Regions from separate parts of the Homo sapiens genome. Here regions 1, 2 and 4 are each linked to region 3. A link is a loop called in an ENCODE intact Hi-C map of the cell type or tissue named here. Cell type or tissue: heart right ventricle. All regions are shown on one strand.

Region 1 (5,000 bases), 100 kb after region 3:
ATTATGGGCACAGCAGATCAATCTCAGGATTTGCAGAGGATCCCACTGTGAAAGACTTTTTTGTCTTTCAGGCTTCTCTTGTGTGGCCCCTGGGAGCAGTCTAGCACCTGTGGGCAGAAGCTGTAGGGAAAAGGAGCAGATTTTATCTCTATAAGAAACTTTCTTGTGGTGAAAACTATCTAGAAATGGAATGAGAAAGTGGTGAGCTCCCCATTATTGGAGGTGTTCAAGTATAGGCTGAGCGGTGACTTGTCACGAAAACTGTATGACAGACCCAAACATCAACGGGGTGCTTAGATTCTTTGATCTCGGGTCAGTTCCACACAAGACAGGCTCTGTGTTAGTGAGGACCCAGTGGTGTTTTTGAACAGGCGGCAGGATAACAATGGTATATAAAATAAATGCAGAGAAAGACCTCCACATCAAGCCAACCCCTCCTCCCTACCTGTAAGTTTTCCACCTGAGTGAGCTCTGGCTCCAGCTGCACTTGTCAAACTCCCATTGTTAGAGCACAGATAAATGCTTCCGGCCACCCAAGCAGGAGAGGCCCACCTCAACTTAAGGGCTACTCTATTTTAGTTTTCCGTAGCTGGAGATTGAGTATCACGCTTTTCTAATCTTGTGCTTCTGAAAGGGCCCTGTTCTCTCTTGAACCCCACCCCCTCCTCCTTTCACAGATCAAATACCAAGTACATTGGACAGATAGAAGTTCGAATGAGAAAATGCATTTTAATAAAATCCCATTGATTTTTGTGGATGTAAGTCAAGGAACAGGCACCTAAAGAGTCTTCCATCCCCTGCCGTCTCCCGCCTCTCTCCTGACCTACACCGGGCGGTCATACATCGATTGGCTTCCTAGATAATAGATCGTGCCACCCGGTAGGGACCTCTGGGGACGCGCCGGGAGCTGGAAGAGTCGCACGCAGCAGCCCAACCCTGAGTTAATCAAACTAGCAACAGGATCTCAAGCAGCAGCGACGGCGGTGGCAAGAGTAGCGGTGACGGCGGCGGCGGCGGCGGCGGCAGCATTATGCGTGATTACTGACAGGCACCAGCTGCTGCCGCCACAGCCGTCTCAAACGCACTATGTGGACTCTCCGATCTAGAGGCAGATTCCTGACTAATCCCAGAGGGCTGGCCCAGCCTGTGCTCCCCGGGCTGCTAGGAAGCGATGACCACTCTTGTTAGCCCAAGTTGAAGAAAGCCGGGCTGTGCCTGGGAGCCGAGAGAGGCGGTAATATTTAGAAGCTGCACAGGAGAGGAACATGAACTGACGAGTAAACATGTATGGAAATTATTCTCACTTCATGAAGTTTCCCGCAGGCTATGGAGGTAAGTATCTCCCTTGGGCTTCACTGCGTGGACCTGTATGAGAGACTGAGAAGAAATTGGGAAATACGAATGACTGGATTAGTATTGAATTAAAAGGAGAACATATATGTTTATATGCATATATAGTGTGTATATAGCGTTTCAGCGTGTGTGTGCACGCGTGCATGAGAGAGGAGAGGAGGAAAGAATGGTCTGTAGGTGAGGATACGTTTGCATATCAGAATGAGGATACGGGGATATTCTAAGGAGAGAGTAAACCAACATGCTTGAGAATGTGTCTGAGACAAAGATAGAATAAGAGCATTGTTATAACCCAGTGTGTTTGTGCGGGTGTGAAAAGTGGAAGAGTTAACGGGGAATTACTATGATGTTCCTATTAGCCAACTTGTAATGAGAAAAAATGTGATTAAAAAGGTTTTGCCTATCTTGAGGGTTCCTGGGATACTTTGTAACAAGGGCATGATTGTTTTACTCAAAAGCAGATTTCCCTTTAATTGGATTTTTAAAAAGAAAACATAGTGCTTTAATTTGCTACTGTGTTTTCCTTCCCCTGTTTTCTTTCCTTTGATTTGCTAATAGCCTCTTCTCTCCTCCCCTGCTGCTGCCCCCAATTCTACTGCAAGAGTTGCTGCAATCACTTCCACTCTGGGGGTAGAGATCTGGGGATGGGGGGTTGGGGCTCTTAGAGAATTGGCAAACTGAAGATTCAAGTCACCGTGCCAGGCAGGGCAGCCCAGTCACACTTCACAGAAGCTTCCGGAGACTAGGTCCTCAGGCTGCCTTAACGCCCAAGCACATCCGTCCCAAGGATCCCTTGATTTAGTGACAGAAACAGTACAGCCGCCCAGCTCTGAGTAAATGGAAGCAACAGCTGACCAACTGGCCTGTCGCTTGTCAGTTGGAGGCATGCAGCTTATGTTGCTGGGAGCCAAAGAAAGATTCTGGCAGGCAAGACAGCAGAAATTCTTATAAGGTTTTGAAAATTGAAAAGTCCCTGCTCTCCAGACTTCCTCCGTGGACCAATTCATCTGAAGGCTTGGGACTAAAGCTTGCCTAACTTGGCTGGGCAGAACCCCCTGGGAGGCATGGTGACACACTGCAAGGTAGAAGTGATCTCTGTCACCAGGAGGTGTTAGACCTGGGAGTTTGCACATTCATTCAGGGTAGTTTTTATGAGGCAGGCATGGTGTTGGGCACTGGGAATACAAATATGAATGAGACACAGTCTCTGCCCTTTGGGACTGGGGCAGGCTTGTTACACAGGCACATTATAATACTGCATGATGTGTGTAATAGCAAACGTAGGTTGTACTTGGACTTGGGGTGAGGGCCATGGAAATGTTCCCGAGGTGATGTTCAAGTTCTTTGGGCCAGTCTGATGACAGAGTGAGAGCGGTGGCCAATGCTGTGACCTGGGCATTTGATCTCTAGTCTATGGTTGGGCTCCAGATGTGAAAAGCCTCCTCAATTCCCACCTCAGTCCCATTCAGAGCTGAGAATTGCTTTTTCCTTTACATCTTAGTTCATTTGTAAGAGGTGCATGCTCATTTTCAGCCAGATTCGTGGGCCCCCCAAGGTCTGTGAGACTGTGGCTTCATTAATGCCAAAGAGACCCTTGGAGACAGTTGGGGTGAATAAAAGGGTTGAAGCTAGAAGGATTTAGGGAGAGAACTAAAGTAAGAGCCAGAGAAAGAAGATCTAGTTAAAATTCCATGGGGGCTGGAATCTTGGAATGTTAGCATCCTAAGGACCTGAAACAGCATCTTAGGCTCTCATCTTATAGATGTGTAAACTGAGGCTCAAAAGAAGGCAGGGACTAGTCCAAATTTATATGGGGCTGAGCTGCAGAACACTTCCAGAAAAGCCCTTACTCAAATTTATAATATTGTTGCTTTAATATAGTGAAAAGAGCACCAGGAGGAAGAGGAGGCAGGAAGAGGTAGTGTGCTGAGTTTGGTTCCCAATTTTTCACCTAGTAGCTGTGTGACCTTAGGCAAGCTAGTGAACCTCTCTGAGCCTTAGCACCTTTCTCTCTAAAATGGGATTTATAATCTCATCCTTAGAGTATTGTGAAAATTAAATGAGTTAGCATGTGAAAAACAGCTGCTATAGTGTTGTCCATATATTTGCTACCTAATACAATATTTTCTTCCCCTCTATTTTACTCAGAGACTAACATGCAAAATAGTTAAAAATCAGACATTATTGTAAAATAATAAATAAGGAATCTGGGAAAATAAAATTAAATCCACAAAGACCCTCATATTTTGCTGGCATAGATTTTCATAATTGTGGGGGCTCTGATATTTAGCGTAATTAGATTTCAGATAGAAGTAAACACAATGGTTCAGCTATGGAAGGAAATAGTTCAGTATAGTATAGGGAACTTGAGGGGAAAGGGTCATGTAGGTTGTCTACATGTCTCCTGTAAAGCTACTTTTCTTTGTCATTCTTGAGGGAGGAGAAGAATTATTTTGTTTAGTTCTGTTGAGGTTTTCCATTTTGTTGGCATGTGCCAGTTAAGAGGAGGCCTAAATGCTGAGCCAAAGGACTCTGCCCCCGTCTGCAGGGAGGTCTGTTTGAGAACTTTCTGTGATGAGGGAGAGGGACAGAGGACTCACAAGCAGGCACAGGGGAAAGCAGGATTAGAGTGGACGTCACCTTTGGCCTCTAACCTCCCCTGCCACAGTGCAGCAAGTTGCACGGCACTTATTAAAATACTTGGTGTATAACCCCCTGCCCTGTTACATATTAGCACATGGAATTACAGAGGGCCCCATGATTTGTATAAGAATCTCCAGGGAAGCAAAGTCACCTTTTGGAAATAACACCTGAGATTTGTGTCTGGGACCATGCTTACCAGATGTCAGAGCATCATCTGATCAGTGAGCAACAGATTGCTCAAACTGGCCAAAGTGTGGTGGCTACGTGGTGGCTCCACAAAGGTGCCCAATCTCCCAGCTTTGGGCCCTACCATGTAATGATGAGAGAAACCTTCTCTTCTCCTTCTCTGCCAAGTCCAGGGTTTGCCAGCTGCTCAGTAATAGGTTTGTTTTTCTGGGATGAGACAGTTGCTGCCTCTTAGAAGATGGCAAAACAAAGCCTGTAATCCCCCCCATCCAATTGTGCAGTAATCCTCAGGGTGAGAAGGAGATCAGGGAGAGAGAGGACTTCTCTCATTTCATTTAACAAACACACTGTAACACTAATGCTCGCTACTATTGTAAGCACTTTACCAGCCTCGGCTCATGTAATCCTCATAACAACCCTAGGAGTAGGTACTGTTACCATTGTTCTCGTACTCCTTTTAGAGACAAAGAAACAGAGGAATTGAGAGGTGAAATAACTTGCTTAAGGTCTTATAGCTAGAAAATGGCACAGCCAGGGATTGAACCCAGGCAGACTAGCTCCCAGAGTTCACACTGCTGAGCTGCCTCTCACAGCTTCTGTGAGTGACACAGTTGCTCTGCAAAGCCAGGGGCAGCAGCACACCCCCAGGGAGCTCCCGGTGCTCCAATACAACCTCAGATATGCAGCCTCAGCACTGACTGGTTGTTGCAGACCCAGTGGACTGGCCATTGAGGAATAAGCCATGGGATAGGTTAAGAGCAACGGTGATCTCTGCAGAATTAATTGGTGGCTTCCCTTGGGTACATACTTATTTGCAA
Region 2 (5,000 bases), 140 kb after region 3:
ATTTGCCTATTCATGGAGTTTAAAATCTTTGCCCCAAGAGTTTGTTGGGTAAATTGGGCACAGAAAGAAGAGCAAGGGGGCATGAATGACCAGCTTTGTTTATTTCACACTTGTCCCCATCCAGGGTGTCTCTAGTAACTCTACAGAGAGTGGCCAGAGAGAATGGGGACAGCCTCTGCTGGAGGGTGTGTAATCAAAGGCTAACTCAGTCATGTCTTTTAGATGCCAAGGGCCTGTCCAACCCCTCTGAGGTGGAGACTCTGCGAGAGAAGGTTTATGCCACCCTTGAGGCCTACACCAAGCAGAAGTATCCGGAACAGCCAGGCAGGTGAGACAGTGCTGGCAGAATCGTAGTAACAGCAGCAACTACTCCCACTCTTCATCTACTGAGCCCCTAAAGTGCAGCAGGCACTGTTTAGGTGTTTTTAAATGTTATTTAATCTTCATAACAAGCTGAAAGCCACAAAAATGTTAATTCCATTGGGCTAGCGGCCTTATCTGTCTTGCTCACCATTCACTCCTCTAGCCTCAACACGTAAAATAGTGCCCGACACATAGTACACATCTTTAAATGGAGGATGAATAGCAAACAAATGAATAAATGTGGGAATTATTATCTCCAATTTCTATCAAGAAACAGAACCTCAGAAATGTAAGTAACTTGCTGAAGACCATAATGCTAGCACGCGGTGGAGGTGAGATGTGAACCCTGTTCGTGTGATTTCACAGAGCCTGTGTTTGAGGTGTGACTGCATTGCTTTCTGGTCTGCCCCCATAGAAACCCCCATGCAGTAGGAAGTACAGGCTTTGGCAGCCAGAAGATATGGATGCTGGTCCCCAGGGTGCCACGTGTGTGGCATCTGGGAAGGTGCTGGGTCTGAGTCTGGGCTCCTCATTTGGAAAGGTGGATGTTGGTCTAGCAGATCTCTGAGGCCATCTAGCAGATCTCTGAGGCCATCTAGCAGTATAGGTATTTCTGAGTTATTAAAAGATATTCTCAAAACTTTCTTCCAAAGTACAGCTAAGCCAAAGAGTTTTCCCTCTCTGCTAATGCCAGTTAAAATGAGAAAGTATGATCCTCAAATCTCATAGAAAATTGGAAATGAAACGGAAAAGCCTGTCTTGAAGACATTAATTTTGTTTGGGGGATTAATTTTACATGCTCCCAATGCTCACTAATGGTTTCCATTCCTCTGTGAAGTCTAATATCTACTTAGCTGTTTATCCTGAATCATAAGCCAACCTCTAGCAATTGTCCAGAAGAGACTGAGCTGTGTTTTTTGTTGGAGGCTGTGGATGAATTTGAGTAGGTGGGTTTTGGCCCTTTGGTGCAATGAATAGGCAGGGCCTAGTATATTAGTGAGATTAAGCTGTAATAGACCCACCAGATGCCACCAGTTTAACACAAACATCTATTCCTTGCTCACAAATCTGGGTGGGCAGTCAGTTCAGAGAGGTGGTTGCCTTGCATGCCATCACTCAGGGACCAAGACTCCTTTTTTCTTGTGTCTCCACCATGACCCAGAGCCATACTGTGTTTTGCATCCAGATGATGGAAGGGGGAAGAGGTGGAGGGGCAGAGAGGCTAGGCCATATGGGCCAGACCTCGGTCTTAGAGGGCCCTCACCTTTTCATTCACTTTCATTAGCTGATGCCAAGTCACGTGGCCCAGCTGGCCACAAAGGAGGCTGGAGAATGTATCCTGTTGTATGCCGAAGAACAGAAGAAAATATTGGATTTTGGTGAACCTGGTAGTTCACTATAGATGAGATTGAGAGAGCCCTGGCCAAGGGGTCAGGACCTGGCTGCCAGCAATAGCTTGGCCTCTGTCAGGTGTGAGCCTTGGGCAAATCATCTTAATTGAAGCCCTGAGTTGGATGCTTTCTATCAAATCTTCCATTTTTTGAGCACATATTATGTGCAGGACATTACAAATAATGAGAGTCGTACATATCATTTTCCTGAAATTGTCTCTGTCTTGCTGTTTATCTTAAAAAACCAACAAAAAACTCCAACTCACTTTTTTCCTAACTATAAAAGCAATGCATGCTTTGGTTAAAAAAATTATAAAAATATTTTTTAAAAATATGCGGTGGCTCATGTCTGTAATCCCAGCACTTTGGGAGGCTGAGGCTGGCGGATCACCTGAGGTCGGTTGTTCAAGACCAGCCTGACCAACATGTAGAAATCCTGTCTCTACTAATAATACAAAAATTAGCCAGGTGTGGTGGCATGAGCTTATAATCCCAGCTACTCAGGAGGCTGAGGTAGGAGAATCGCTTGAACCGGGGAGGTGGAGGTTGTGGTGAGCTGAGATCATGCCATTGCACTCCAGCCTGGATGACAAGAGCGAAACTCCATCAAAAACAAAAACAAAAACAAAAACAAAAAACAGGTAATAAGAACTTATTGTAAATATTTTGGTATATTTCTTTCCAGTGTTGTCGTGTATCTATTATGTCTCGTGTGTATCCTCGTGTAACTATTATGTATTACGCATGTCATGTATGCATTTCTAGATATGAAATTATACAGTTTGGTGTATTATTTTCTTCCCTTAGCCATTCTAGAAATTTTATTCAATTACTGACAACTACAAATTATCATTTTCAATGGTTTTGTAATATTTTGCAGTGTGAACATATCCTAATGTATTTAGTCATCGCCCTGTGATTGACATTTGGGTTGTTTCTAATTCATATCACTTTGAAAACTTTGGAACTTGACTCTTCTGCCAGAATATGGCTGGCAGGGGGCTGGGCTGCCTCCACACTCTGGGGAGAGAGGCCAACACTTGTTGCCAGGACTAGGGCAGAACTTAGAACTGCAAGGAGGTGGCAGAGTCCCCTGCATAGTCTCCTGGGTTTGTCCATCACAGCTTGGACTGAGGCTGACTGCCCTGATCAAGTGTTCATAGTTGGCTCAGTAGGTACATCAGGGGTGTCACTGGCCAGGCATGTGGGTGTGCTGAGGGCTGGTCACCTCTGGTCCGCAGAACCTGGTTGAAGGGGATCCTGGCACAGCCAGGTAGAGGCAGATTTCTCAGTGGGAGAGTGCTGCCACTCTGTGGAAACATTTCAGAAGTGCATGTCACAAGGGCCACATTCTGCTTTCACTCTGATCAGAAAGCAGAGATCAAAAGTCAGGTCACAGAACTCACACACACACTCTCTTGCACACACAGCAGGCACCTTCAAAGGCATAAATGCCCCTTGCTGCTAACCTGTGGGTGAGGAATGCTGTGACGTTCATGGGTGTGTTTATTTCTATTAGCCTTGATCTCAGTTCCTAAATCCAGGTCACACAACAAAGAGGGTAGTATGATGGCATACTTCGAATTTTAGATATTGTAAAATCGTGGCCTTTTTAGAGTTAAAAAAATTTTTTAAAGTTAATCCCAGTCTAACTTTGTACTTACAGAGAAGCTGTTTCCTTTGCCTACTTCCATAAAGCTTAACGGCAGAGGCACGGCCGGGAGTTCAGCCTCCTTATTCTCTAACTACCTCTTTCCTGAATGGTGATGCCACTCAAATGCTTTCAGGGGCTTTACCACTGGAGGCTTTTGAAGTAATGTGTAGCATTGGCATAGATCTTTAATTTTTCCATGTAGGGAAGCAATTTCTACTTTTTTAGATGGTGCCGCTTTATTTTCCTTGTATTGCTACATTTCTTTAAAATGTCTTATGGCATAAGTGTAGAAATATACACATTTTCAAGGAACATTGAAATTCTAATTTGTAACTTTTTCATGAAATAATGTTGTGACACTCAGTAAAGATTCATCTGGAACCAGAAATCTCTGACTTAGGGCCACAGTGACTAAAGTGATTTTGGTCCTTGAGCTTTTTTTGGAAGTTGTGAGTAGAGTGACTTTATGTCTAGTAGCATTAATAACGTTAAAAATGAGCTGGCATTGCACTGTGCACAGAGGGTCACACAGACAGAGTGAAAAATGTCACAGAGAGAAGTACCCGAAAGGACATGCAGATGGGAGATGAATTCCTTCACACACTGGTCTTTCTCCCTTTTGTGAATCTCACAACAAATGTCCTCAGTTATAGAAAAATGTGTGTGAGGGTGTGTATGAGTGAGTGTGTGAGGGTATGTGTGTGTGCATGTTGTAAGAACATGTTAGAGTGTGAGTGTGGAGTGTGTCTGCATGTGTGTATGTGTGAGTGCATGCATGCACGTGTGTGTAAGAGTGTGCATGTGCATGTATGTGAGACCACAGGCATGAGATATGTGAGAATGAGTGTGTGCACATGTGTGAGTATGTGTATTGTGTATAATGTGCATGAATATAGTGTGAGAGCATGAGTGTGTGGATGCGTGTGCAAACATGTGAAGTATGTGTGAAGGTGTGTATGCATGAGAGTGTGTGAAGGTGTGTGTGCATGAGTGTGTGTGAAGGTGTGTGTGCAGGCACATGTGAGTTCATGTGAAAGTGTGCATGAGTGGGCATGTGTGTATGTGTGAGGGTGTGTGTGTAAGTGCATGTATGCAAGGGAATGTGACAGTGTAAAAGAGTGTGAGTGTGCGTGTGTGAGTGGTGAGGATGTGTGTGCGGGCACATGGGTGTGAAGCATGTGTGAGTGTGTAGGATAATGTGTGGGTCAGTGTGTATGCATGTGTGCCATGTATCCTCTCCCCAAACAGACCATAGACTCCTCAAGGGCAGAGACTATGATTTTCTCTTTTCCTAATTTAAGGGTAAGCATAGACTAATAAGTTGATCATAAAAATTGGTAACAATTGGCCGGGTGCGGTGGCTCACGCCTGTAATCCCAGCACTTTGGGAGGCTGAGGTGGGTGGATCACCTGAGGTCAGGAATTCAAGACCAGCCTGGCCAACATGGCAAAGACCTGTCTCTACTAAAACTACAAAAATTTAGCCAGGCATTGTGGTGGGAGCCTGTATTCGCAGCTACTTGGGAGGCTGAGGCAGGAGAATTGCTTGAACCCGGAAGGCAGAGGTTGCAGTGAGCTGAGACTGGGCCATT
Region 3 (5,000 bases):
AGTGCTTTCTAGACACTATCACAGTTTTGGAGAAAAGTAGAAAACATTATCTCTGCCTCCTAGAGTTGGTGTTATAGAGAGGCAAGGCAACCTACCTGAGATAACTGCTTCTGCATTCTAGTCCTGTTGGAAGATGGTCTGACAAAGTTAGTTTCTTTTGATTTATTCTAACAACTCAAGTTGAGGTATCTGGCAGTAGGGTCAGGTGTCTAAGGCACAACATTTAAGGAGGCACTGACTCACAATGTCTTATTCTCAGTGCACTCGCTCTCAGTGCCTCCTTAAATTTTGCCTCCTAAAAGCCCTGCTTGCCTCATCCCAGTCCAGACTCTGCCAGGAGGACTTTTTGAGACACACCCATTGGGAAGCCAGGAGGGCACGTTTTTTACTTACTGTCACCACTTGATTCTCTCTCCCCCAGTTCTCCTTGAAGTCTGTCATTCTGGCCAGGATTATTTCTAGCATATTGCCACCTGGGCAGTACTTCATGGTGGAAGTTTCAGCAGGAGTTTTATGAAGCTGCGTCTATGAAAACGTTTTCAAAGGCAAACACCCAGGGAAGACAGAAACTACATGGTTTTGACAGGATTTGATTTTCTACCCAGAGTCCAATTTTGCCGGATTACATCAGTGGCTCCAGACTTTCTGTGAGGAGTTATTTCTCATTTTTCTGAAGCTCTGACTTTCCTGGGTAAAAATGCTATTATTGGTGGAGAGAAGAATTGGAGGGTAAGGATGAGACAGTAAAGTCCCTAAGATAAAGAGGGAATGAAGCACAGGGGCCGTGGCAGGCCGGGTGAGGACAGCGGGTAGAGTGGTGGCAAGGAGCTTGGAAATCTCCCAGGTAAGAGCTGAGCATCTATCTACCTGTAAGACTAGAATCTCTCTGCTTGACACAGTGAGCACTGGACCCTTTCTCCATTGATTCATGCCATTCTCTCCTTCCATAGGAGGCCAGCATCTTCAAAACAAAGCAGCTATCAAAAGCCCTTTCTTCCTTCTTCCCTCCCTCTCTCACTGTCTGGGTAGCTCACGTGCCCCTCCTTCCATCTTTATGTTAAACTTTCCTTTCTATATATCATAATCCTATATGAATGACTGAATTTACTTTTTGATCCTGGAAAAATTCAGTTGCTGAATTAAACAGATTAAAACAGTTTACCAACAGAATACAGTGTCCCTATATTACCTTGTCACTTTGCAATTAGAGTACTTCATCATTTCTACACACATCATATATTTGATGCAACTCTGTGCCTTAGGTAATATTATTGTCCCCACTTTATGGATTAGAAAACTGAGGCTCAGAGAAATGGTGACATTTTCAAGGGTAGCCAACTGGTAAGTGCTGAGTTTGGGACCAGAACTCAGCTCTTTGAATTCCTATTTCAGAACTTTTTCTTACTGCTACTCCAGTCAACCCAAGGGTGGGCCCTGCAGAGTAATAAGAATGCATTCAATCAGCTTCACCCAACTTTTTCTCCCATTCTGACCATCTTTTGAGTTCACCTTTTCTGGAGCCACTTCAATCACATCCTCTTCCCCACACCCAATCAAGCCCTCACCTGAGGGGTCCATATGGAACACTATTAAGAAGATGGCGAAGTCCAGGAAAGAGCAGTTGCACTTCCAGGGGTTTCCACTCAGAAACAGGGTCTCCAGAGTAGTGAGGTGGTATAAGGCAGCACTGTCCAGGGTCTGCAAGCCGGTATTTCTGAGGTCCAGGTACCTCAAAGAGGTGGTGTTGGCAAAGGTGAACTTGTGAAGCGATAACAGGTGAGGGTTGTTGGCAATGTTCAGCTGCACCAGGTTGCTGAGCACCGAGAAAGTGAATGGGGAGATCGAGGTTAGGTTGTTGGAGCTGAGGTCAAGGTAGATGAGTTTGAAGACCCCGATGAAGGTATAATCCATCACCTCTCGAATCCGGTTGTTCTGACAGTCCAAATAAACAAGGTCACTGAGGAGTCCTAGATGCATTGCTGGCAAACTAGTGATTCTGTTCTCGTTCAGGAACAGCCTCCGGGTGTTCAGGGGTATGTCAAGGGGGTATTCGGTTAACTGCTTCCCTGTGCAGATTACTTCTTGGGCTTGACACAGACAATTATTTGGACACTTTGACCCTGATACCAGCCCCATTCCAAAGGAAAAGAGTAACCACCCAGGGCCAGGGCCTGAAGCAAGGGACATAGTAAGAAGCCACAACCACCCTCCTTTCACCTTCCTGCGGGCTCTGTCCTCTGATCCGAAGGCTGCCGGTGGGGGGGTGGGGCGGGGGAGGGGCTCTGGAAAGAACTGTAACACTTTAGCTTTGTGCAAAGCAATTTTCCATTACAGGAGAACTGAACAGAAATTGAAACGCGAGGCTCAATGCCCTGCCGCCCAGCTTGGTGGCTCTGTCGCTCGCTCCCAGACTGCTGCTGGAAGCTTGCCCACTTGGCAGCTTTGAAAGGTCTCACCCTTTCCCTGCGTTTGCAAGTGAAGGGGAGCCAGGGGAGAGCCACATGACAATGAGGTTGCCAGTTGACACCTTTGTGATGTCAGCAGCCTCAGGAGACTGCCTGGCTGAGGGAAAGAGATTCCTCACCTCTCCTTCTGGGTGGTGTGAGGGTGTTTTATGTGTCTTGGTAAGCCAGCTGGAACTCCCTGGGGGAGTTGGGGCCTCATGGGTAGGGGCCTGCAGCATGTGTGTGTTGGAGACCAGGCTGGGTTCAGTGTGTGGATGTGTATAGTATCTGTACCCGCTCCCCATGGAGCTGTAGTAGATTAGGTGACATTGGACCCCCTAATCTGCAGGCCATAGAGGGAACATGGGACATCTCCAGGCCAACTCCTTTTCTTAGTGATGAGCAGTGACTTGCTTGAGGTCAGTTCTCAGTGTGGGTCTTTTCTTGGATATTGATTTGGATGGGTGCCAGTTTTTCAGTGTTGCCAGAAGAAGATGGGAAAGGGGGTGTTTCTTTTGAAATGAGGCAAGGGGAATTCCTCTGATAAAGTGGTACTCTTTTCAGACTTTATTCCTAGGATGTATACATCTCTGTCTGCATTTTGAATATATATATATGTGTATTTTTAAAAAGTTTTTGAATAAGTGTAAGCTACTCCTTCTAACACAAAACCCAAATGTATATATAAAAAATCTGAGTGCAACAATAGAAGTATTTTTTTACCACTCGTATTCTCCTAGGACTTTTAAAATAGTGAGTGCCTCTCTAGTACTTCTAGTGTGAGTTTATATTCATTAATTACTTGTCAGGTGATTAGTCTTTTGGAGCGAGGGATAGAAAACCTGGAAGCTGAAGAGTTGGGATGTATCACACACCCCGTGGAGGAAGGCATATCAGGCAGAAATAAGATAAAACATCTGAGGAGTTGAAACTTTTATTTTTGGGAAAATTGGATTTCATTTTTTAAAAACATTCATATATACTGAGTTGTGAATATTAGTAACATATTGAAACCTAAGCACAGTGCCTGGCACCTGGTATGTAATAAATGTATAGTGAATGAACAATGTGAGAATGTTTCTGATGGTTTGCTTCCTTCTCTTGCTTCTTTGCCAAGAGAGAAATTAATAAAGTCAGATGGATTTGTGGCTAGTTAGCTAATGCTTGATTGTTTACTTACTCAGCATTCCTTGGGTGACTGGCTGTGAATTAATATGATGACTTAGGCGTGTTTACCAAATTGAAAGTGACCTTATTTAAGTAGACATTTCAAATACTTAAAGTAATGACCCCAATGATAGCTGTACTAATTGAAGCATGACTTAATTGATAGGGCAGACACCCTTTCCTCATAATTAAAACAAATTCTATTAAAATATAAGTTCCTTTCTAGATCTTATGTGATTGCCGAGGAGAGAAATCTAGCACATGAAGTCTATAGAAAAGAATTAATTTCCAAAGTGACTGCTCTGGGAGCTGTGGCGAGGGTGTGTTTTGCTGGTGGAGTGTGGCAGGGATACTTTGTTTGGAAGGGCTGTGTTTGTTGTCTGCTTCCTTTCCATGAGAAATGATCACTGATTCACTCGCCAAAGCTCATGGAGTGATTTTGCTGACGTGTCACCTTTTCTTTTATGCCATTCTCCCTCTTTCTGACTTCTTCCCCTCAGACGGCCCCATCTCCAGGTTGCCCTACTTCATTTCCAGCCTCATTATCCATACTAGCTTTCTCAAGATAGTAGTCTCAGGATTAGGCCTACCTGTTTGGCCGTATGGTTACAAGTGCTCTGCTTAGAAAAGCCTTAGGTAAATATATCATGCTAAAGGTTATTGACTGACACCAGTCAGCTATGCCTGGCTCTGGAGTATTACCATTTTCACAAAGCACTATGAGTGGTTTAACCTCAGGGAATATTCTTTTTGTTTGAGGTAGCTGTATTGTTTTTGGTCCTGAAACCTGGACACTCATGGGCTAGTTTCAGCTTTGCCAGGTTAGACCACATCTCTAAAGTGTGTACCTCATTTTGAGACTGAATAAATATATGTTCGATAAAGAAGAAGCAGACTAGACAAAGAAAAGAGAATGTAGCATTGCTTGAATTACCTGATTTCAGAACCTTAAATAAATTTTGTTTTCAAAGAACAACTTGTGAAACTATTATTTCAGAAATCCTGCTTTGGGAAGTCCTAGACTAGGCTGTTTGTTCTTGGTTGAGGTGCTTAATTTCTCTGGGCTTTATTTCTGTCATCTACATATTGAGGGAAATGAAGTAGATAATTTCCAAGTGTCTTTAGGACTTCCAAATTCCTTCATAATGGAAAGGTTTCAGGCATCACCCAGCAAACCAGTAGAGGCTGGAGTGCAATGGCACGATCTTGGCTCACTGCAACCTCTGCCTCCCAGGTTCAAGCTATTCTTCTTGCTCAGCCTCCCAAGTAGCTGGGATTACAGGCCCCCACCACCATGCCCAGCTAATTTTTTTTGGTATTTTTAGTAGAGTGCAGTGGTGTTATCTTGACTCACTGCAACCTCTGCCTCCCAGGTTCAAGTGATTCTCC
Region 4 (5,000 bases), 120 kb after region 3:
ATTCAGGCCGGGCACGGTGGCTCATGCCTATAATCCTAGCACTTTGGGAGGCCGAAGTGGGTGGATCATGAGATCAGGAGATGGAGACCATCCTGGCTAATACAGTGAAACCCCGTCTCTACTAAAAATACAAAAAATTAGCCCGGTGTGGTGGCAGGTGCCTGTAATCCCAGCTACTCAGGAGGCTGAGGCAGGAGAATTGCTTGAGCCTGGGAGGCGGAGGTTGCAGTGAGCTGAGATAGTGCCACCATGCCACTGCACTCCAGCTTGGGCAACAGAGCGAGACTCCGTCTCAAACAAAACAAAACAAAACAAAACAAAACAAAACAAAACAAAACAAAACATATGACAGATTCCAACATTGATGGGGCAAGGAAGAAGGCTGTGTCTATATTAGTGGGAAGTACTGCAGAGAAACAATGCAAAGAATATGAAGAATTAAAAGGAGTGAAGTATTAGGAACAATAATCCCATCTGCCACAGCTTCTTCTCTCCCTGTATAACAGCCAGAGTCCCTGCTGCCCCAACTACCAGCACACCTAGAGGCAGAACTGGCAGGGCCTTTATGTGTCAACTTGACTGGGCCATAGGATGCCCTCATATTCGGTTAAACATTGTTCTGGGTGTTTCTGAGAGGGTGTTTTTTGGATGAGATGAACATTTAAATAGGTAGACTGAGTAAAGGAGTTTGCCCTCCCTAATGTGAGTGGGCATCATCCAATTAGTTGAAGATCTGAATAGAACAAAAAAGCTCACCCTCCTCTGAGTAAGAGAACTTTCCTGTCTGATGACCTTTGAACTGTGACGTCATTTTTTTTCCTGTCTCTGAACTTGAACTGAAGCATTTGCTCTTCCTGGGTCTCAAGCCTGCTGGCCTTTGGAGTATGTCATGAGCTTTTTTGGGTCTCCAGCTCACTGACTCACCCTGTGGATCTTGGGACTTATCAGCCTCCAAAATCATGTGAGACAATTGCTTATAATAAAATTTAAAATATATATATACACACACACCTCCTATAGATTCTGTTTCTCTGGAGATCACTGACTAACAAAGTCCCAAAGCCTCCTTTGAATACAGTTTTAGAGAGGAGGAAGGGCTTCTTTTATGTCAGCATTTTCTGCTACTCCAGAGAGAACTTCAGTGACCATGCCTAGAGTCTCCTCTGAGACACCTCATATTCTAGGGTTCTGAAAACAAATTCATGTGGAGTTATAGCATAGAGCCAGTAAGGACTTCAAAAATGTATTGCTCCATAGATTAGATAATTTGGAGACGGCCTTAGAGATCAGCTAGTGTAGGGATTCCAGGAGCTGGGCCCAGTCAGGTAACACAGGTGAGTGAAGGAAGGGTTGTGTAAGTCAATGGGGCAGGTGTGGACTGTGGAGAGCTGCCCTGCTCCCTCAAAGCTGTTCAAATTCAAAGACTTTTAAAGCATTCCTCAGGCCAAATAAACTACTTTACTGGGTATAATTTGGCCAGTAATCTTCACCCCAGTTTCTAATCTTATGGTTCTCACCTGTAGGACCTTTTTCAGAGTACACATTTCTCTCTCATCCCATATTTTGACCCTTGTGCAGGTAGCAAAAGCCCCACAGGGGATCCTAACTGCCCCACTCTTGCTCAAATGAGGATCACTCATTCTGTCCAAACCCTTTATGTCACAAATGAAGTACCAAGACTTGGGGAGCCCAAGTGACTTGTGCAGCCTCACACAGCCAGTCAAAAACAGAGCCACAATGAAATCCTGTCCCCTGGCTTGCAGCCCTGTGTTCACAACCCTGCATTTGCCTAATGCTGTGATATATGCTGACTTGCACAGTGACCCCAAGATCTTCCTGTTGGCAGCCAAGGATTAAAAGATGGATAATCAGTGCTCCCGGGTAATCTTGTGGGAGAGGTGGCCACATTATGCAGATCCATTGCACTTCAGTGCTGTCTGTGTGCTGTCATAGACGCAGGAGCAGACCTGAAGGGAGCAAAGAGAGTGAATTATAAACTGCTTAATATATATTCCTTGACCCCAGTGCTCAGAGGAGTGGGGATGGGGCAGCAGTGGGGGTGTACATGTATTTATGCCACCCCCACCCACTATAATCAGCAAGGCCATTGATACCCTATGCTTCATAATGTATGAGGTTTGTTTGTTTCCTTTCTTTCCTGTGAACAGAGTCCAGGAAGGCGAGTAAAATCTGGTAGTTACAGACAGAAAGTACATTGTAGTTTGGGGATGAAAGTACAGTTTTGCAAAGGGCATTGACATTCATCCCAATAACTACTTATGTGGACCTGCTATGCATCAGGTACTAATTGATACTGTCCTAGGTTTTAGGGATAAGCACGGAATAAGGTGGCCAAGGTCTTTACTCTCATGGCAATCACACAATAGCAGGCAGGACAGGCAAAAACCTAAGGAATAAACAAGATAGTTTCAAATAAAAATCGTAATATCTGAAAAGAAATAAAATAGGGTGAGGTGGTAGACAGATCCTGTGGGTAGGAATTGGGCAAGGCACCATCCCTCTGAGGCTGCTTTTAGCAACCACACTCAAGTCTGATTGAGCCAAACATGGCCAGTCAATTCATCTTCAGAGCTGTGTGAGTAGCAGGGCCGCTATTCCTGGACCATATGTCTGTACAGAGGGATTGGGGTTGAAAGGTCAGATGGAAGCTTTGGTCCTGGCCAACTGGGCTGTGTGCAGAGGCCAAGGCCAAGTTTGGCTTTGGGGAGCTATATTAAGCTTGCCAAGTGCTGGGGAAGCTCAGCAGCCTGAGACCCTGAGCAGTGTTCTGGGCTTGGGCTCCGGAACCACACTGCAGCAATGCTTTGCTCGGTTAACGAGATGACACTGGAAAAAAGGCCTTGGTGTTAGCTACAGTGAGCTGGACTCTGGATCGTCTGGGCAGATTATTCCTATGCATCCTGCCTTCCTCACCCAGGACTGGTCTGAGAGGGATTCATGATGGAAGCATGTTCATTCTGTGACCTGGTTCTCGCGTAAGTACAATTTGGGGGGTGAAGGGAGGAGGAAGTGTCTAGGGGTGGGAGCAGCAGGCAGGGCCAGTCTCCTCTGTGCTCTGTCATTTCATTGTTTGAGCTTCTCTTTTTGCAGTTGTTGGATTTTTGATCTTGAGGAGTAAAGAGATCGGAACTGGTACGATGAAGGCAGGAATTGTGTAATCTTTTGCAAACCACTTTAACTTGTTTCTGTTTCAGTTTCCTTTTCTTTATCGTGGGGTTACAAATACTTGCCCTGATTACCCTACAGGGATTTTTTTAGGCATGTCAAAGAAGATGTGGATTTAAAAATCACTTCTCAAGACGTGCGATGCTCTATAGCAGTAACTTGGTATTATTAGGATTATTCCCAGGTGATAGTATTATACACTTAGGTAATTCAGGTGTACTGTTTCTGAGAGGTTCTAGAGAAGTTCATTTCAACAAGCATTTATTGAACCAGGCCCAGTACTGGGCACTGGAGATACCAAAAATGTGTATGAGATTTAATCCCTGCCCTGGGGAGCATCTAAGTGGAGTGATGCAATTTCTAAAGACATCAATATATCATTGGGAAGATATTTATGTACTTTGTAGATAATGTGATATAGGAAACATTTTTCTGAGTGTGTTTGTGTGTGTATGTTTGATACTGCATCTTTGTCAGCATGATGTCTGCTGGCTGGACTCCGGAATGGGCCTCACAGATCTTTGCAATACTCCTGTCTTTTTCTCCCCTCCTGAACTCTGCAGCCTGACCTGGGTTCTATCATTGCTAATTTCTGCTTAGATATTTATTGATAACTGAATTATTATCCTCTTGAGTCTGTTTGCATTTTCATAGAAAATAAATAAAAATTGCAAATGTTAGAGCTGGAATAGACCTTAAAGTTCATCTCGTCTGATGATTTTAAAAAATTAAGTCATCAAGTCTTTTCTTCAGATGAAAGCATAGTTGGAAGCCTGATATACACATAAGATAAAAGCAGATCTGGTTGAGCCAGGGACAAAAGACTTGAAGCCTCAACCTCCCTCCCCACCGCCCCCAGCAACACACACACTCACCTAGAAATGGGGAAATAGAGTCTTTGCTAAGTGAAGTGACCTGATTAGGAAGTCGCAGGTTTAGACCAAACCCATGTTGGAGGTCCAGGCTTATTACTCCTCATGATGAAGGCCTTAGCTAGATTAAGGCTGTGCCACTATAAGAGTTCTGCTCCCTGGAACGGGAGTGCCTGCCTGCAGCCTAACCTTTGGTGGAAGGATTTGGGCTGAACACAGTTCAGAAATGCAGGACTCAATGTTCAAGGATGGCTCCAGAAGCATGCAGAATGAATTGGTCCCTGGCTGAGTCTGCAAAAGGGAAGACGATCCAGCAGACAAGTATGTTTCTTTCCTGTTCTCAGGGAGCAGCTGGCTTGCGTGCAGCAGCAGATAGGAGTTGCCTGGTGAATCCCGGCTCTAAAGTGCTTATTTCAGTAGACTGTTTCTAATGGAACAAGACAGCCGGGATTGGGGGACTTGGGGACCAGGCAGCTAATGGGTTTATGCTCTGATGGCTGCCTTTGATCTCATCTGCCATTGCTCTGAGCCCAAAACAAACCCCAAGCCAGCCAGAGAGATGGACAGAGAAAACATCAACCAACCTGTCTCACTGCCCCTCCTGCCACTATCCACTCATGAAGAGGAGGAGTGTTGGAGAGGGGCTGCTGGCTGAGACTGGGGAGAAAGTGCCCCAAAGCAAGTCTGCTCCTGCAGGGGCTCCTGGCCAAGGAGGTGAGGAAGGAAGCTGCTAGGGCAGTTGAGGATTGAGGATCACCTCTCACCCAAGGCAGACAATGTGGTGAATGGGGAATGATGATCTGAGATCCAGGATCTTGGGGTTCTGGCTCCAAGCAGTCAGACCTGGTAAGGTACCTAACCTGGTATCTGGGCAGGTGCAATACCTTGGATGTCTCCTCTAATCTTTCCTCATGCTGTACCTCATTCACTGTATTACTGAAA

What was found. A loop is a pair of places that touch in the nucleus more often than their neighbours do. Peaks named below come from ENCODE experiments on the same cell type or tissue, not always from the same donor. Only the 100,000 strongest peaks of a DNase experiment are listed, where the experiment ranks them.
Region 1: it touches region 3 in a loop (1.8-fold over the local background); 5 of 110 quality-filtered maps call a loop at or near these places.
Region 2: it touches region 3 in a loop (2.9-fold over the local background); 16 of 110 quality-filtered maps call a loop at or near these places.
Region 4: it touches region 3 in a loop (2.3-fold over the local background); 7 of 110 quality-filtered maps call a loop at or near these places.

The regions. Positions count from the first base shown.
Region 1 is chr1:165,441,177-165,446,176 of GRCh38, reverse strand. RXRG (retinoid X receptor gamma) reads left to right here and starts at 1,051. Exons shown (of 10, transcript NM_006917.5): 1 at 1,051-1,332. The coding sequence starts at 1,284. In heart right ventricle, no CTCF peak of the experiment used is centred here; DNase peaks (open chromatin) are centred at 996 and 2,181; H3K4me3 peaks cover 2,611 bases; H3K27ac peaks cover 1,882 bases; H3K27me3 peaks cover 215 bases.
Region 2 is chr1:165,402,140-165,407,139 of GRCh38, reverse strand. RXRG (retinoid X receptor gamma) reads left to right here. Exons shown (of 10, transcript NM_006917.5): 9 at 223-328. Among named protein-coding and RNA genes, the nearest start is that of RXRG, 40 kb to the left of the region's middle. In heart right ventricle, a CTCF peak has its summit at 3,057; no DNase peak of the experiment used is centred here.
Region 3 is chr1:165,541,484-165,546,483 of GRCh38, reverse strand. LRRC52 (leucine rich repeat containing 52) reads right to left here and starts at 2,484. Exons shown (of 2, transcript NM_001005214.4): 1 at 1,566-2,484. The coding sequence starts at 2,187. The region is part of intron 3 of LRRC52-AS1 (LRRC52 antisense RNA 1); the gene reads left to right. In heart right ventricle, a CTCF peak has its summit at 2,390; a DNase peak (open chromatin) is centred at 2,443; H3K27ac peaks cover 981 bases.
Region 4 is chr1:165,422,747-165,427,746 of GRCh38, reverse strand. The region is part of intron 2 of RXRG (retinoid X receptor gamma); the gene reads left to right. Among named protein-coding and RNA genes, the nearest start is that of RXRG, 20 kb to the left of the region's middle. In heart right ventricle, no CTCF peak of the experiment used is centred here; a DNase peak (open chromatin) is centred at 2,696; H3K4me3 peaks cover 1,091 bases; H3K27ac peaks cover 1,673 bases.